Linked DNA regions of Mus musculus: region 1 is linked to region 2. A link is a loop called in an ENCODE intact Hi-C map of the cell type or tissue named here. Cell type or tissue: left cerebral cortex. All regions are shown on one strand.

Region 1 (8,000 bases), 51 kb before region 2:
AAGGGAGCTAAAACCATCCAGTGGAAGAAAGACAGCATTTTCAACAATTGGTGCTGGCACAACTGGTTGTTATCATGTAGAAGAATGCGAATCGATCCATACTTATCTCCTTGTACTAAGGTCAAATCTAAGTGGATCAAGGAACTTCACATAAAACCAGAGACACTGAAACTTATAGAGGAGAAAGTGGGGGAAAAGCCTTGAAGATATGGGTACAGGGGAAAAATTCCTGAACAGAACAGCAATGGCTTGCTCTGTAAGATCGAGAATTGACAAATGGGACCTAATGAAACTCCAAAGTTTCTGCAAGGCAAAAGACACCGTCAATAAGACAAAAAGACCACCAACAGATTGGGAAAGGATCTTTACCTATCCTAAATCAGATAGGGGACTAATATCCAACATATATAAAGAACTCAAGAAGGTGGACTTCAGAAAATCAAATAACCCCATTAAAAAATGGGGCTCAGAACTGAACAAAGAATTCTCACCTGAGGAATACCGAATGGCAGAGAAGCACCTGAAAAAATGCTCAACATCCTTAATCATCAGGGAAATGCAAATCAAAACAACCCTGAGATTCCACCTCACACCAGTCAGAATGGCTAAGATCAAAAATTCAGGTGACAGCAGATGCTGGCGTGGATGTGGAGAAAGAGGAACACTCCTCCATTGTTGGTGGGATTGCAGGCTTGTACAACCACTATGGAAATCAGTCTGGCGGTTCCTCAGAAAACTGGATATAGTACTACCGGAGGATCCAGCAATACCTCTCCTGGGCATATATCCAGAAGATGCCCCAACTGGTAAGAAGGACACATGCTCCACTATGTTCATAGCAGCCTTATTTATAATAGCCAGAAGCTGGAAGGAACCCAGATGCCCCTCAACAGAGGAATGGATACAGAAAATGTGGTACATCTACACAATGGAGTACTACTCAGCTATTAAAAAGAATGAATTTATGAAATTCCTAGCCAAATGGATGGACCTGGAGGGCATCATCCTGAGTGAGGTAACACATTCACAAAGGAACTCACACAATATGTACTCACTGATAAGTGGATATTAGCCCAAAACCTAAGATACCCAAGATATAAGATACAATTTCCTAAACACATGAAACTCAAGAAAAATGAAGACTGAAGTGTGAACACTATGCCCCTCCTTAGAAGTGGGAACAAAACACCCTTGGAAGGAGTTACAGAGACAAAGTTTGGAGCTGAGATAAAAGGATGGACCATGTAGACACTAGCATATCCGGGGATCCATCCCATAATCAGCTTCCAAATGCTGACACCATTGCATACACTAGCAAGATTATGCTGAAAGGACCCTGATATAGCTGTCTCTTGTCAGAGTATGCCTGGGCCTAGCAAACATAGAAGTGGATGCTCACAGTCGGCTATTGGATGGATCACATGGCCCCCAATGAAGGAGCTAGAGAAAGTACCAAAGAAGCTAAAGGGATCTGCAACCCTATAGGTGGAACAACATTATGAACTAACCAGTACCCCGGAGCTCTTGACTCTAGCTGCATATGCATCAAAAGATGGCCTAGTCGGCCATCACTGGAAAGAGAGGCCCATTGGATACGCAAACTTTATATGCCCCAGTACAGGGGAACGCCAGGGCCATAAAAGGAGAGTGGGTGGATAGGGGAGAGGGGGTGGGTGGCTATGGGGGACTTTTGGTATAGCATTGCAAATGTAAATGAGCGAAATACCTAATAAAAAATGGAAAAAAAAAAAAAGAAGTGTTGAAGTTATAAGGTCCTGCTGTAATCAATGCAAGAACACCTTACACAAGAACTAGAGTAAATTAGCTTATGTCTTTGGGGCTCTTTCGTCCCTCATGCCAAGTGAGGGCACTTCTAGACCTCCACACAGAGGGAACAAGTCCTTTCAGATACCAGGCTAACTGGTACCTACATCTTAGACTTCCCAGCTTTTATAACTATGAGGAATAGATTGCTGTTGCTTATACTCTACCCAATCTAGCTGCTGATTGAAGAGTATCAGCACTGGGGCCACAAAAGATTTCACTAAACCATGTCTTCCTAACTAACTCTGACCAGACTAAAAAGACTTCACAAACTAGTGACAATAGAGTAGTGTTTCCCCGTCAGGGCCAATTTTGCTCTCCTCTCAAGGAACAGACAATATCTGCAGACATTACAACTAACACATTTTTGAAAATGCTACTGGCAAAGAGTAGACAGAAACCGGGAATTCTGGTAAATATCTGACAGTTCAATGCACAAGACAAAGCATGCCCTAAATGTCACTGCATCAGAGCTGGGAAACTCTTCCCTGAGACCAGACAAAGCCTAATGGGCATGGGATGATCTAAAGTTTGAATTTGGGCCTTAAAGAACAGTGCCTTCCCCAAAGCTCCAGTCTGCATCAAGTGCCTCAGGTCAGCATGTTCCCAGTGCCCACCTAGACCAGGTCAAAGGTGAAGCCTTTGAACACAGTTGTTTTCAGTCTGACCTCCATGGACTGAGCCTTCGCTCAGCTTGTCCCTTCTCTTGGATTCCAGAATTGTTTTTTGGATCATTAATGTTCCCATCCGTCTTAGTCTAACTGGATGATCACAACCACCTCTGATAGAAGGGACAGCCAAAGTGATGCTGTATTTGTCAAGACCAAATGCGTCTGCCCCAGCAGGTTCTATCTTCAATGTACAGAGACAGCTATACAAGGAAAGATGGATATACGGGCAGAATAGCAAGCTGCATCTCGCCAGCTGCTGAGTCAGTAGGGGAATCTTCTCAAGATTCTAAAGCAGAACTTCTGACGTCAGTCAGCACAAAGCCCCAATTCTTTATGCACAATGGTGATTTAATTGGCTGGTTGTTTTTAATAACCTGATATTGTATCCCCCTGTGGAAGTAAAAATAAAGAGACCTGGTGTTGCTGTTGTTGTTGCTGTTGCTGTTGTTGCTGCTACTGCTGGGTCTTTATTACAAACAAACTTTTTCTCAAATATTGATGCAAGAATACTCTTTTTTTAATGCCCTCTCACCAAGGATCGGGGACTAGCATGTTGGAAGGGTTGGAAAGATTTTAAAAGCCAGACAGTGGGAAATATTGAAGTTAAAGTCCCTTCCTGACATGACAGGACAAAGTACCTCATGGCTCACAGAAGTTGGGGTTGCTGCATAAGATAGAGTCAGTCAGGATTCGAGGAGGAGGACATCTTGTTCCCCAGCCCTTGCTACAGAACTATGGACAGCTGATGGCTTCTAGGGAAGGAAGAGTCAGGTTCCTTTCAGGGTGTGGTCCAACTTACATGAAACCACACTCCAGTAGCTAGCCCCAAGCCCATGATTTCATTGGCAGCACAAAATGGATTGTGGGTTCCAAATGAGTCAGATGGAGTAGAGGTGAGGTAGATCTGAGGAAGGGTAGGGGAAAGAATGGGAGTGAATATGATCAGAATATATTGTATACAAAATTCTCAGTAAACTAATGAAAATATGTTTTAAACCCTCTATACTGGTTCTTGAGAGAGTATCAGTATTTCTTTTCTGATTGCTACAACAAAGTGTGTCTAAACACAATTTCAGGAAGGAAGGATTCATGTTATCTGAAGGTACCATCCATCATGAAGGGAAGACAGGACAGCACAAGCATGGGGCAGGATCCACTGTCAAGGAGCAGATGTGAGCAGAGCTGCTCAGCTTGGTTTCCAGTTCTTACTGTCCAGCCTACAGAGTGGCACCACCCACTGTGAGGGTGAGTCTTTCTCCCTCAAGTAACCCAGTGTAAAAACTTCCTCCCTAAGAAGACCAGAGATTTGTTTCTTAGGTGATTGTCGATTGGTGGTTAAGCAATATTTAATATCATAGCATCTTTCAAGTCAAAGATCTCAGTATAATCATACAGTGGGAACAAGACCCTGAGCTCATACTGGGTTTTGATACTTATTCATGCAATGACCTTGTTCTAGGTCCTGTGAGTTTCTATTCCATCGCCTGTAAAACCGGAATGAAAACTCATCAGTAAGGACTTACTCTGAGGAATAACTGAGGCTACCTATGAACTGGGCCTGGACTTTGTAAGAACTATGAAAACAGTCCTAATTTTTAAATGAGTATGTTTATTCTGTAACAACTGAATACATGTATACAATGTATCTTGATCATATCCCCCTGGAAACCCCCTCCCCCAATTGTATCCCTTTTCAGTTTCATGTTCTGTTTTTGTTTTTATAAATCCCTGAGTCCAATTAGTGCTGCTCAAATGTGGGAGTATGACATGGTCCACTGGAGCATGGACAACATACCAAGCACCACAACCACAACAAAAGAAAATCAACATCCTCTGCCCCAAAAGCCATCAACCGGCAATATCTTCTCATCTTGGGGTAGGGATTCTCCCATCCATGCTAGAAAGTCAATCCACTCGATCTTATATAGATCTTGTGCAAGTCGCCGTAGCTGCCTTAAATTCACGAGTGCAATAGCCGTGTCTGTTTGTAGCCAGAAGGCATCATTTCTTAGCATCCCTGCCCATCCTCTGGCTCACTTGTGGTTTTTTCCACACACCCCCTCTTCCACGATTTTCCCTGCCTTCTGGTTATTGATACAGATGTCCTAAAAACAGTGACTAATCTTTAGTAGTCATCTGAGAAGACAGAGCATGCTGCACAAATATAGCAGTGCCAAAGTTACAAATATACATTCCCTCAGCCCTCCAGCAGGGCCCACGCTTCGTTTCTGCCTTGTATGCAGGTAGAGAGAACATTGCTTCCTTTTGATCTAGAAGTAAAGTAATATCAAACTAGAATTAAAAATCATTCTAGGGAATTTATGGCTTACCCTTCATCACCTCTCTATGAGGTACATAATATTTTCCCCATCATACAGATGAGAAAGATGAGTCCTGGAAGAGTAGACTGGGTTAAGAATATAGTTCAATGGGGTACAGCACTGGCCAAAATTGCACAAGGCCCTGAATTCAATCCTCAGCATGGCAAAAACAAAAGCATAAAAGATACTCATAAAAAGTTTGCATAAAGATGCTCCAACATGTAATAAGGACACATGCTCCACTATGTTCATAGCAGCCTTATTTATAATAGCCAGAAGCTGGAAAGAACCCAGATGCCCCTCAACAGAGGAATGGATACAGATAGTGTGGTACATTTACACAATGGAGTACTACACAGCTATTGAAAACAATGAATTCATGAAATTCTTAGACAAATGGATGGAACTAGAAAATACCCTGAGTGAGGTAACCCAATCACAAAAGAACACACATGATACGCGCTCACTGATAAGTGGATATTAGCACAGAAGTTCAGAATACCCAAGATACAATTCACAGACTATTTGAAGCTCAAAAAGAAGGAAGAACAAAGTGTGGTTACTTCATTCCCTCTTAGAAGGGGGAACAAAAATAGCCATGGAAGGAGTTACAGAGACAAAGTATGGAGCAGAGACTGAAGGAAAGGCCATCCAGAGACTGCCACACCTGGGGATTCATCCCATATACAGTCACCAAACACAGACACTATTAAGGATGCCAACAAGTGCTTGCTGACAGAAGCCTGTATAGCTGTCTCCTGAGAGACAGGCTCTACCAGTGCCTGACAAATACAGAGGTGGATGCTCTCAGCCAACCATTGGTCTGAGCACAGGGTCCCCAATGGAGGAGCTAGAGAAAGGACCCAAGGAGCTGAAGGGGTTTGCAGCCGCATAGGAGGAACAACAATATGAACTAACCAGTATCCCCAGAGCTTCCAGGGACTAAACCACCAACCAAAGAGTAACATGGAGGAACTCATGGCTCCAGCTGTATATGTAGGAGAGGATGGCCTTGTCAGTCATCAATGGGAGGAAAGGCCCTTGGTCCTGTGAAAGCTCTATGCCCCAGTGTAGGGGAATGCCAGGGCCAGGAAGTGGGAGTGGGTCAGTGGGTAAGCAGGGGTTGGGGGGAGGGGCATGGGAGTTTCGGAGGGGAAACCAGGAAAAGGGATAACATTTGAAATGTAAATAAAGAAAATATGTAATTAGAATAAAGTTTGCATAAGCATCCTACCCATGGCCACTCGGGTACATTCTGCATGGGACCATGGCTACACAACCCTATCTATGATTCTTTTGTTTAATATCTTAAAAGTCTCTAATACTGAAGTGACTGGAACAAAAGATGATGAATATATAGCCGGTAGGTTAGTAGTCGGTAGGTCTACTTAGAGGACAAAGGTCCCTGGGAGCACGTTTGAAGCATCTCTTGTGTCTGGCCCTTTCCTGCCTCTTTCTTTGCTTCCTGGCTGCCATGAGATGAGCAGCATCCTCTGCCCTTGTTTCCTGTCATGATGTTCTACCCAAAGCAACAGAGCCAACTGACCACTTGCTAAAGCCATGAGTCCAAATGTATCTTGTCTACTTAAAAGGTTTCAGATATTTGTCACAATTCCAAAAAGTCTGACTAATGCACTGCCCCACACACTAGCAGATGCCTGGAAAAGTCTGGCTACTCTCAGTAAAAGTCACACATAATAAGAAGTGCCACAGCACATGATCGAAAACTACAGGCACACCCACGAGGTCTAAGGAAGAAGTCATGTTTGCTCTGTGGGCAGAAGGCGGATTGAGATGAAAGAAAAGAAGGTAACAGAGGGCTTCATCTGAGAAGGTATTTGGGGAGGCCCGGTATTAAGAGCACAGGAGTGAGAAGAAGGCAACCTCCAAAAGAACCAGTGCTAAAAATGACATGGCAAGCCAACTCTGTGGCGTCTCAGAGCCCAACATCAGCTGTTGGCAGGGTTTTTCTTGGCAAAGCTGCTGATGCCTCTTCGCCCCAGCCCCAGCACCAACAGCAGCGCCTGCACCAGTGTCAGCACCAGCGCCAATGCCAACACCAGCACCAGGCAAGCATCCATCTTGCCTGAGCCTCAAGATAGCAAAACTCCACCAAAAAAAGGCATTTCAAAGCACCTACAGAGACAAGCGTGCACTCTGGCCTGGTTTTTTTTTTGGGGGGGGGAAATTGTGCGCTAAAAACAGCAGATAAAAAGGAATCTGTGGGCATAGTTTATTTAGACTCTCTAAAGACTGTTGGGAAGGTATCTCTCATAGGTGGCTATTAAAGCCAGGCAGGCTAGTCAGGAACCGTAGGTAGAAGGTGAACTTCTGTCGTGATTAAAGCCTTCTTAACCGAAAGAAACCGAAGTGCAGGAATAAATAGCCAATTCTCCACATGGGAAGCTAAAAATAATAGGGCCGCTCAAAGATTAGTCCCGAGGCCAATGTTGTGCTATCTATTTTTAATGATTTGTCAAATGAAGTACAGTAAATAGAAAAATGCAAGTAGCTAATGACAGGAGAGCACGTGGTAGGATGAGGAAAAAGCTCTGGGCTGCTAGGGGTTGGAGAGATTGGCCTGACACAAGCATTGTGTAACGTCCTCTGTGCCTCTCTGTCTCCTGGCTTTAGAATGATGGGAGGATGGGAAATGTTTCTGAGACGCTTCAGATCTTCTGTGAAACCAATTAAAACTCTTGAAATTTGAGGTCCAGGGAATTAACAGCTGCAGAGAGAGGAAGAATCAGTCTTCTCTAGAGGCCCCTGATAGGTTGTCCGATCTCAGATGGTCAGCCCTAAACAAGCATATCTAAAAGCACCAATAAGCTCTCAACAGGTGATGTGCATGTGTGTCTGTCTGTGTGTCCGTCTGTGTCTCTCTCTCTCTCCCTCTCTCTCTCTCTCTCTCTCTCTCTCTCTCTCTCTCTCTCTCTCTCTCTCTGTGTGTGTGTGTGTGTGTGTGTGTGTGTGTGTGTGTATGTGTGTGTGGAGAGGGTTATGGTGTGGTGTGTGTGTGTAAAACAATAGTAATTTAAAAAGAAGAGGTCATGAATTTCAGAGGGAGTGGGGGGACACAGGAGGATAGAAATTCTGGGGAAAAATACAAAATTAAAAAGAACCAACACTATGATCTAAAGAGTATCTGGAAAGCCAGTCAAAATTTTTACCCTTATTGGCTCAG
Region 2 (8,000 bases):
ACCTTAATGTCCAACGAAAAAGGAGCACGAAAGCCCAAGATCCTAAGTAGGACTTGTATGCTCTCAGTAAGAGGAGCCTGAGGGGACAGAGGCAGAAAAGGCCCATGGTGGCTTGCGGTGCCAAATGATATTATAAAAATCACTGGCACCGTAAAAATCGACTGCACAAGTAATAGTCCTTAAAGCAGAAAGAACACACTGCTCACTGGCTTCTCCCTCCCCTTTAAGAGCTCTCCAGTCACACGTTAAACACTAACAGCCCATACATTTACTTTCCTTTGGGAAATCATCACTATTAAATATTATCATCGACTCATTAAGGAAATTTTAAGTGTGATGCATATAGTCATGTGTCATTCAACAATAGGATACATTCTCAGAACTACACAGCTAGGGAAATTCGTTAACCTTTGAACACTAACACTGTAGAGTTCTTCTTACACAACCACTGAGCAATACACTTTATGTGACCACTGCTGTACATGTGTCAGTCTCTAGCTGAGATGCCATCCTTTGGTGCATGACCACAGTTGATTAATGCACGGAGGACACAAAACCATATAAGGTTCCACTGTGACCAATGCAAGATTCCTTCATCAATGGGTGAAGACCTAAAGCAAAGTATTGGCTGCATGGCTCATGGTACACACACTCTTTGGCACTTCAGCCCTGTAGAGAGTGACAAGGATGGACTGCAAAAGGGTCCAGGTCTCTGTGAAAACTTGACACATTAAAGACATACTTCACCCACTCCATAGAGAAGGTTATCTTTATTTTTGGGTAATTTTCAAAAGATCCCCAACTATGCAAAGCATCATCTCATTTCCCAATCACCAAAAACATTATAAATTTTATGGAAATCCTCTCTTAACATCCTCTTAATCATACTTAAGCCATCCAGAAAATAAAACAGACTTTGAAAGTATCTCCCCTAAGCAGCTCCCTGATCTGTCCCTTGGCACATCAGAATGAAAGACTTCACCATTTGATTGGTGTTCTTGAAAGATTAATGGGTGACTAGGAGAATACAGTTAGGACAGTAGTTACTCATCAGATTCCTTGAGAGATGGCTTGCCTGCAAGAAGCACACTTGGTCCACTTAAGCTACCACCCTGCTCACTTTCCAGGGAAATGAGCCCATCGACCATGTATGCTGCTTCTGGGTTCTTCTCGTGCTCAATCTAAGGGTGCCACCTCCAAATAAATGACTAAATGTTGGTTATGTTTGAAATGACAGAGGATTTTAATTTTTGGTGAGCAATGGTTGATGGCCAGTCTAAAATGGCCAAATGTCCTAACCTTTTACTAATAAAATTACGTGCAATAAGAAATGCTGGAGGGTACCAGTTACCAAACTTTCATAAACTGGATAATTACTAGGCCCCATAATGCTGTACTGTAAAACCAAATTTGAAGATTTCTTTTTGTACTTGTCAGGGGAAAGCCAGGAAAATAAATAGAAAGACCTTTGGGGTACTGGGCTTCAGTACCCCAAAAGGCCAACCAAGTTCTGTCTGGGACAAGGCATGGGTTTTGTTTAACTGGGTGAGACAGGGGGAGGAGACTAAGAACAGAGGATAATAACTAAAACTAAGTGAGCAAGAAGCTAATCAGAGTGTCAGTGAGATGGCCCAGTGGGTCGTGGCTCTTGCCACCAAGCCTGAGAGTCTGAGTTCACACATCCATTCCCAGAAAACCCAAAAACGAAGCTACAGCAAAGCTGCTAGATTTCCACCATGTGTCTAGTGGGCTGGAATTTGTTCCAACTCGTGGTGCCTAGAGCTGCAGTGATTCTGCCTCCTGATCTTAACTCCACTGTAACTGAGCTTCAATTCTGGCCAAGGAGAACATGTACTATAAGAAGGTCTGGTGAGGGGCTAGAGAGATGGCTCAGCGGTTAAGAGCACTGACTGCTCTTCCGACGGACCTAGGTTCAATTCCCAGCACCCACATGGCAGCTCACAATTGTCTGTAACTCCAAGATCTGACACCTTCTCACAGGAATACATGTGTTAACCAAACAAAGCATCAATGCATATAAATAAAATATTTTTTTAAAAAAGGTCTGGTGAGCATCTGGATTTGATGAGTTGATATGAGACATAATGAAAGGGATTAACTGAAAATAGGCAACCTCAGTTTCAGGGGACATCAGCAATGTGTAAAAGAAGTTGGAGAGGGGAGAGCCAGAGAAACGTCACAGCCAGTATTTTATTTTGGTATTGGGTATGTGTGCAATGTTTGTGGACACATGAACTGGTACATACACTCAGAGGCCAGAGGACACTGTTTATCACTGTCTGTCTTATCCTCTTGAGCAAAGTCTCTCACTAAGCCTGGAGCTGAATAGCACTGAGCAAGCTCCAACAATCCCTGTATCTCTACCTCTTCACAGTGCTGGGTGCCTACTGACACACCTTACTTCTTCAGGTTCTGGGGATTTGAACTCTGATCTCCACTCTTATGCAGTGGACATTCTCACCTGATGATCCATCTCCCCAACACCAAGGTGATGCTTTAAAAATAAAAACCATTATTCTTGAATGAAAAATAATGAAAGCCTTCCAATTTTCACAGGGTACACCTTGAGATTGGGGATGGTACACTGAGCAGATGGGGTGGTATTTAGAGATGCAGGAAAAAGAAACTCCTCTCCAGGTTCATCAGACCTCACCCTGTCCCACTCTCTTTCTTTAATCATGCTACAGAAATAAAATGATCTGCTACAATTTACAAATGCTGCAATGTTAAGGCCTATATGGTGCACAATGAAATCTTTTGCTTCCAAATGCCAATCTTTGGAGCTGTAATGGTGGATGTCAGAAAGAATAATTTATACTTATGGCCAATTTTTATTTATCCTCGCGTATTTATAAATGTGCTACAACTTCAATAACCATGGTTAAAAACGAATAACGTCATTCCTAACCACTGCCTTTGACTGGAAAAACAATTTCACTGCAATAGATAACACTAAAATACTCTGAGAATAATCTATAAATGAATGCTGGATTACTAGTCTAAAGACGGTGGTTATAAATGATTACATGAAAGAGTTGATGTTACTTTGAAAATCTTAGAGCCTGTCTATGGATTTTTGTATCTTATGTGTAACATTTTTATGAAGTGATTTTGCCTTTACATAATAGCTTTCATCTTCAAAGCACTTCACAAATATGAACTGGTTACATAAAAAGCTATATTGCCGCACAATCAGAATACGGGAAAGCTGGGGTTTCCCTTAGCAACACTCCTAACACACTTTGTTTGATTGACAGAAATGGTTATATATTTTAAACATGTATAATTATCAACACTGTGAAAAAATCTAAAGGGTTAACAAAGTTTTTAATACACCGAGCAGTTGCTGCTTTACAAACAAATCTCTCTTTGACTGACTCAGTAAAAGTTCGAAAAAAATTAAACTTATGATCAATCCTCCTTGTACTCTTCTATCTCATAAAATCTGTTAAATATCAATAAAGGCTATTCAATGAAGCATTAGCATATTGAAATTGAAAAAATTAAGCATGCATCAATGAGGGGTGGTTAAATAAATTATGGTATATCTATATGATATGATATTGTCAAATATAATGCACTCATTAGAAATTATATTTTTTTAAATACACAGCGAGGCTTTTCATGAAACATTCCCTCTCTTAAAGTTCAAAAGAATCTCTACATAAATAGTTACAGAGGTTGGTGCAGTGGCTAGAGCGTTTGCCCAGCATGCATGAAAGCCCCGGATTCAGGTCTTAGCACCACACAAAAGCAATGGTGATGGTTTGCCATCATAATCACAGCCGTTTCAAGGTGGAGACAAGAGGTCATCCTTAACTGTTTTTGTAAATTCAAGACCAGCTTAGGATACATGGGCTCATGATGAAATATAAAGTGGGTTTTGATTGCTTTTTGCAGTGCTGAGAATTGAATCCAAGGCCTTGGGCATCTGTCATAACCTCTCTGTTGGTAAACTACCTATTCAGTCCTTTTGTTTGAATGTTGTTTTGGAACAGGATCTTGCTAATTCCTCCAAGCTTGCCTCAAACCTGTGATTCCAATCCTTCTCCTTCAGCCTCTCCAGCAGCTGAGACTAGAAGCTTGGACCAGTCTGTGGGTGAGAGTGCTTTCCTTTGTTTTCTAAATTGCAGGGCATGAATTTTATTTACAGGAAAACAGGAGCATGCTTCTTGTCCTCAAGACCTCAGAGCTACATCTTACAAGGGGGCCAAGAGCTTAGTGAGGACAGCACAGGCAAGGCAAAAGAAATACCATTCTAGGTCACAGAACCGAGAGATGCATGGAAACTCAAGGAGAGCCATTGTGGCAGAGCACAGCCAAGATTCTTAGAAGTTAATGGAGACAGTGCATGGCTGGTCACAGAATCTGACTACTGTGCAAGAGTCAACAGCATCCCTTCCAGATGACATGAGGAGGCTTCTGTGGAGGCGGGAAGGTCAGCTCAATAGTGTGAGGGGATTCAATGAGTAATTTTACTCACTCCAGCTAAAGCAGGAGGACAATTGGAAAAAAGTAAGACTACATCCAAGGATACAAATTAGTGACGCTCCACAATCTTATCCGAGGCAGAAACAATGGGACAATAAAGAAAAGAGGAGGGTTCAAGGCCAACTCTAAACAGAATAAGTATATCTGGGTGCTGGGTTAGATGTTAGAGAATGAGAAACTGGATGATATAATGTCTAGGTTTCTAGACAAGGTAACCGGGTGGAGAGTGTTAGCATTATCTGAGTAAGATCTGAGCAAAGGCAGCTTTAGACTTGGGAAGTATAGAACCAAAGAAGATTCTACCTATCCCCATTAAAAGTAAACAGTAGCCAACAAGAACTGGTATGCAACCCACAGATGCAAAGGGTACAAAACAGGCTTGAAAACACAGAGCGCAAAGCCCTGTGTATATGGGCAGAAGGCAGGGGAAAGTGAGGAGTGTGTAAGAGTGTGAGTGTGTGTATGAGTGTGTGGATGTGTGTGTGTGGATGTGTGTGTAGTGTAGGGATGGATTGTTGTAGAATGCAGGGCAAATTGAGGAGTGCAGACTGGTTACTTCCCACAATGAGTCAAAGACACAGACTCAGCAAAAGTGACCAAGATGGGAATGCCAAAGTTTGAGACGGTGAGAACTGAGGAGTAGAGATTTTCAGGGAACGAAATGCAGTCAGAAATCAAATGAGACAAAGCCAGAAATGTTTGATAATGCAAATCCTCATTGTCCATTACTGGTGCAATTACAGATGTATAGATGAAGGGCTAGTTCCAATTTAAGAAAAGTAGGAATAGACCAACTGCTTCTACCAACGTCATCGTGAACTGGGGAAGAAGTCAGCAGCCTTTGCAGTGGACACAGGATATAGGAGAGAAAACACAATCATGTAGTCACAAAACAAGGATATACCCAGACATGTCCAAATGCTTGTTCTTAAAATGTCAGAATCATCTAGCTAACACTTATGCGTACAGTCAACTGTTAATTATAAAAATCCTGAGATTCAATTTCTAAAGTCTTACCTTAAATGTTGATGCTACCAGGTCACTGAAAAAAAATGGCTAATATAAAGAATTCAGTTATTGCTATAAATAATTTGTAAGCAGGATTGAATTAGTTTTTCCTAAATCAGGTGCCAAGCAGTGAAGATTAAATTAACTGAATAATTCTTACAACATTAAGTAGACATGAAGCTGGTTGGGTAAAAATCCATTTGTGTAGCATCAATAGTTGAGGAAATTTGGACCAAATTTTTAAAAGTTTCATTTTAGACACAGAAGTATTTGATTTAATGTTAGGAACTTTGGCAGAGGCAAAAGCCCAGTGCAAAAACACGTTCACTGCCTAAAAGAACAAAACCTTAGAAACAACAAAAAAATCAGCAATGGAAAAAGACAACATAAATTATGGACTTCAGCTTAATGGAATAATGCACACTCATTAAATGCATGAAACAAAGCTGAGTAAGATTGTTTGTTCACTTCGACCGCAATCATATAATTATAAATTATGTATGCAAACCAAAAAATTTCCTAAAGATAAAATAATATGCAAACTCAAAGCAATAAAAAAAGAGCTATGTTGTAGGAATAAGAATTATTTTCCTTGCTTTTTTTCAAATTTCCCCTCAACGTTCTCACGAGACCATCCAGAATTTAGAAGGAAGAGAGAAGAGAAGGAGGAGGAGAAGGGAAATTCGGAAGAAAGGAAGTTGAGGGTAAATGGGAGGATAATCTAGGGAAGAAATCAATAGGAAGGAAGTCGTCTTAAGTAAGAAAAGAATTCTAAAAAAGAAAAAAAAAGTCTCTAAACATGTTTGTAGACTATTTGTAGACGGTGACTCATCCGTAGACTGTGAGCCCTGTTTAGAACTGAGTCAAGGTTAAATGGAGTTACCCACATGCAGGATGACTCACTGAAGCATCATTGCTAGGTACCCTGTTATCTATACGTCGTTGTCTGCAAATAGCTTTCAGTCTTTTTCATCAACTTTTCTGAAAACCAAGATGGCAGACACTTCTAGCATAAACTCTTAGTGTCCTCAACTCTTGACTTGCTTTGGGTCTGTGGTGATTTTATTTTTAAACTATTTTCAACTAAAATTTTAAGATGCTCTAATGAGGAGCCTTAGGTAGACTTAGAAAGAGCATGTTAGCAATGGGCCCTGTTTTAACCTTAGGGGATTCAGGAGAGCGAGGTCTGCATCCCAACATTTTCAAGATACTAAACTTCTTATACCTGACAGTACTGTCTCATCAAACAGATGTTTCCGCTTACTAGTTCAGAGGATTTCAATAGTTACAAGAGGGCTGCAAGTCAGAGGGGCTCAAATCTGAGCTCTGTTATTATTAGCTTGGAGACCCACCGTGAGCTGCAGAGATGATCTGTGCTTCGGATTCCTCATTGGCAAAATAGAGAGTATCCCTCTCTGGAGGTCTTGTAGATATTAAGTGAGATTAATGCATGCAGGGCAATGTGAGATATGTCTGGAACAAAATAAGCACACTGATAATGTTAGCTGCTATTATTATTAGGAACTACAGGGATTCCGGGAAAATTGGAGCTCTGGCCTTGAGAAAGCCTGTTCATATTACAACTAATAATTATAACAGAAATAAGGACAACAGCCATGATTATTATACCTTTTGAATGCATACCACTATCTGAATGTATGCCCTCATTTGCATACACACCATCATTTGCATACACACTATCATTTGCATCTTATAACTTCAGGAGAGCCCTGAAAAATCAAGTCTTAGACCCATCAGGTAGCTTAGAAAACTGAGGTCCAGAAAAATAAATCAACTGAAGGCTTCCCCTAAAATAGAGATGTTAGTTATGGGATGAGAGAGGTCCTGCTCCAAAACTACAAATTGCAGACTAGATAGTATCAACTGTCATGACATGATATAGAGGAGAGAAATCTGGTTGGGAGTTTATGATCTGCCTTTTTGTTGACAAAGCCATTTAGATGGGTTTAGGGATTTTAATGGTACTGTAAAACTGGGGTAATCACTAACCAAGGCATGACTTGTAAGTAACTTTTTTTTCCCCAGCGAAAAAGACTGAAGTAGCAAGTTGCAAAAAGCTGCAGCAGTCTGTAAGCTTCATTGTAGCAGGCAGATCCAGGGAGCCCTGGGATGTGATTATTTCTCAGACAGGCCTGTGGGTGCAGCTGGGGAATGAGATCTGAATCCCAGGACAGGAAGTTTCCACTTCTTCTCCCTCGAATACAAATTAAAAGATCACTGTTTGAAAAAGACTATGATCACAACAAAAGGGAGGATTTTTTAGCAATTTAAAGAATAAATCCTGACTGCTTTTGCAAATCGCTTTATAGAAGTATATGCACTTCACCCTGTCTAGAGCTATATACAAAAACCCCTTTTGTATAGAAAATTATGTGGAAAGGTAACAACTCACTCTGATTTCCAGTCACTGACTGGTCTCTATCCGATATTTTCTCCATGTACACGATTTGTGTTTGGTT

The links. Hi-C counts contacts between places; a loop is a spot of excess contacts. Peaks named below come from ENCODE experiments on the same cell type or tissue, not always from the same donor. Only the 100,000 strongest peaks of a DNase experiment are listed, where the experiment ranks them.
Region 1: it touches region 2 in a loop (1.9-fold over the local background); 3 of 42 quality-filtered maps call a loop at or near these places.

What each region holds. Positions count from the first base shown.
Region 1 is chr5:51,978,364-51,986,363 of GRCm38, forward strand. It overlaps a transcript of Ppargc1a not described here. Among named protein-coding and RNA genes, the nearest start is that of Gm40302, 150 kb to the right of the region's middle. In left cerebral cortex, a CTCF peak has its summit at 4,708; DNase peaks (open chromatin) are centred at 2,728, 4,598, 6,558 and 6,762; H3K27ac peaks cover 461 bases.
Region 2 is chr5:52,029,164-52,037,163 of GRCm38, forward strand. It overlaps a transcript of Ppargc1a not described here. Among named protein-coding and RNA genes, the nearest start is that of Gm40302, 97 kb to the right of the region's middle. In left cerebral cortex, no CTCF peak of the experiment used is centred here; DNase peaks (open chromatin) are centred at 3,201 and 6,396.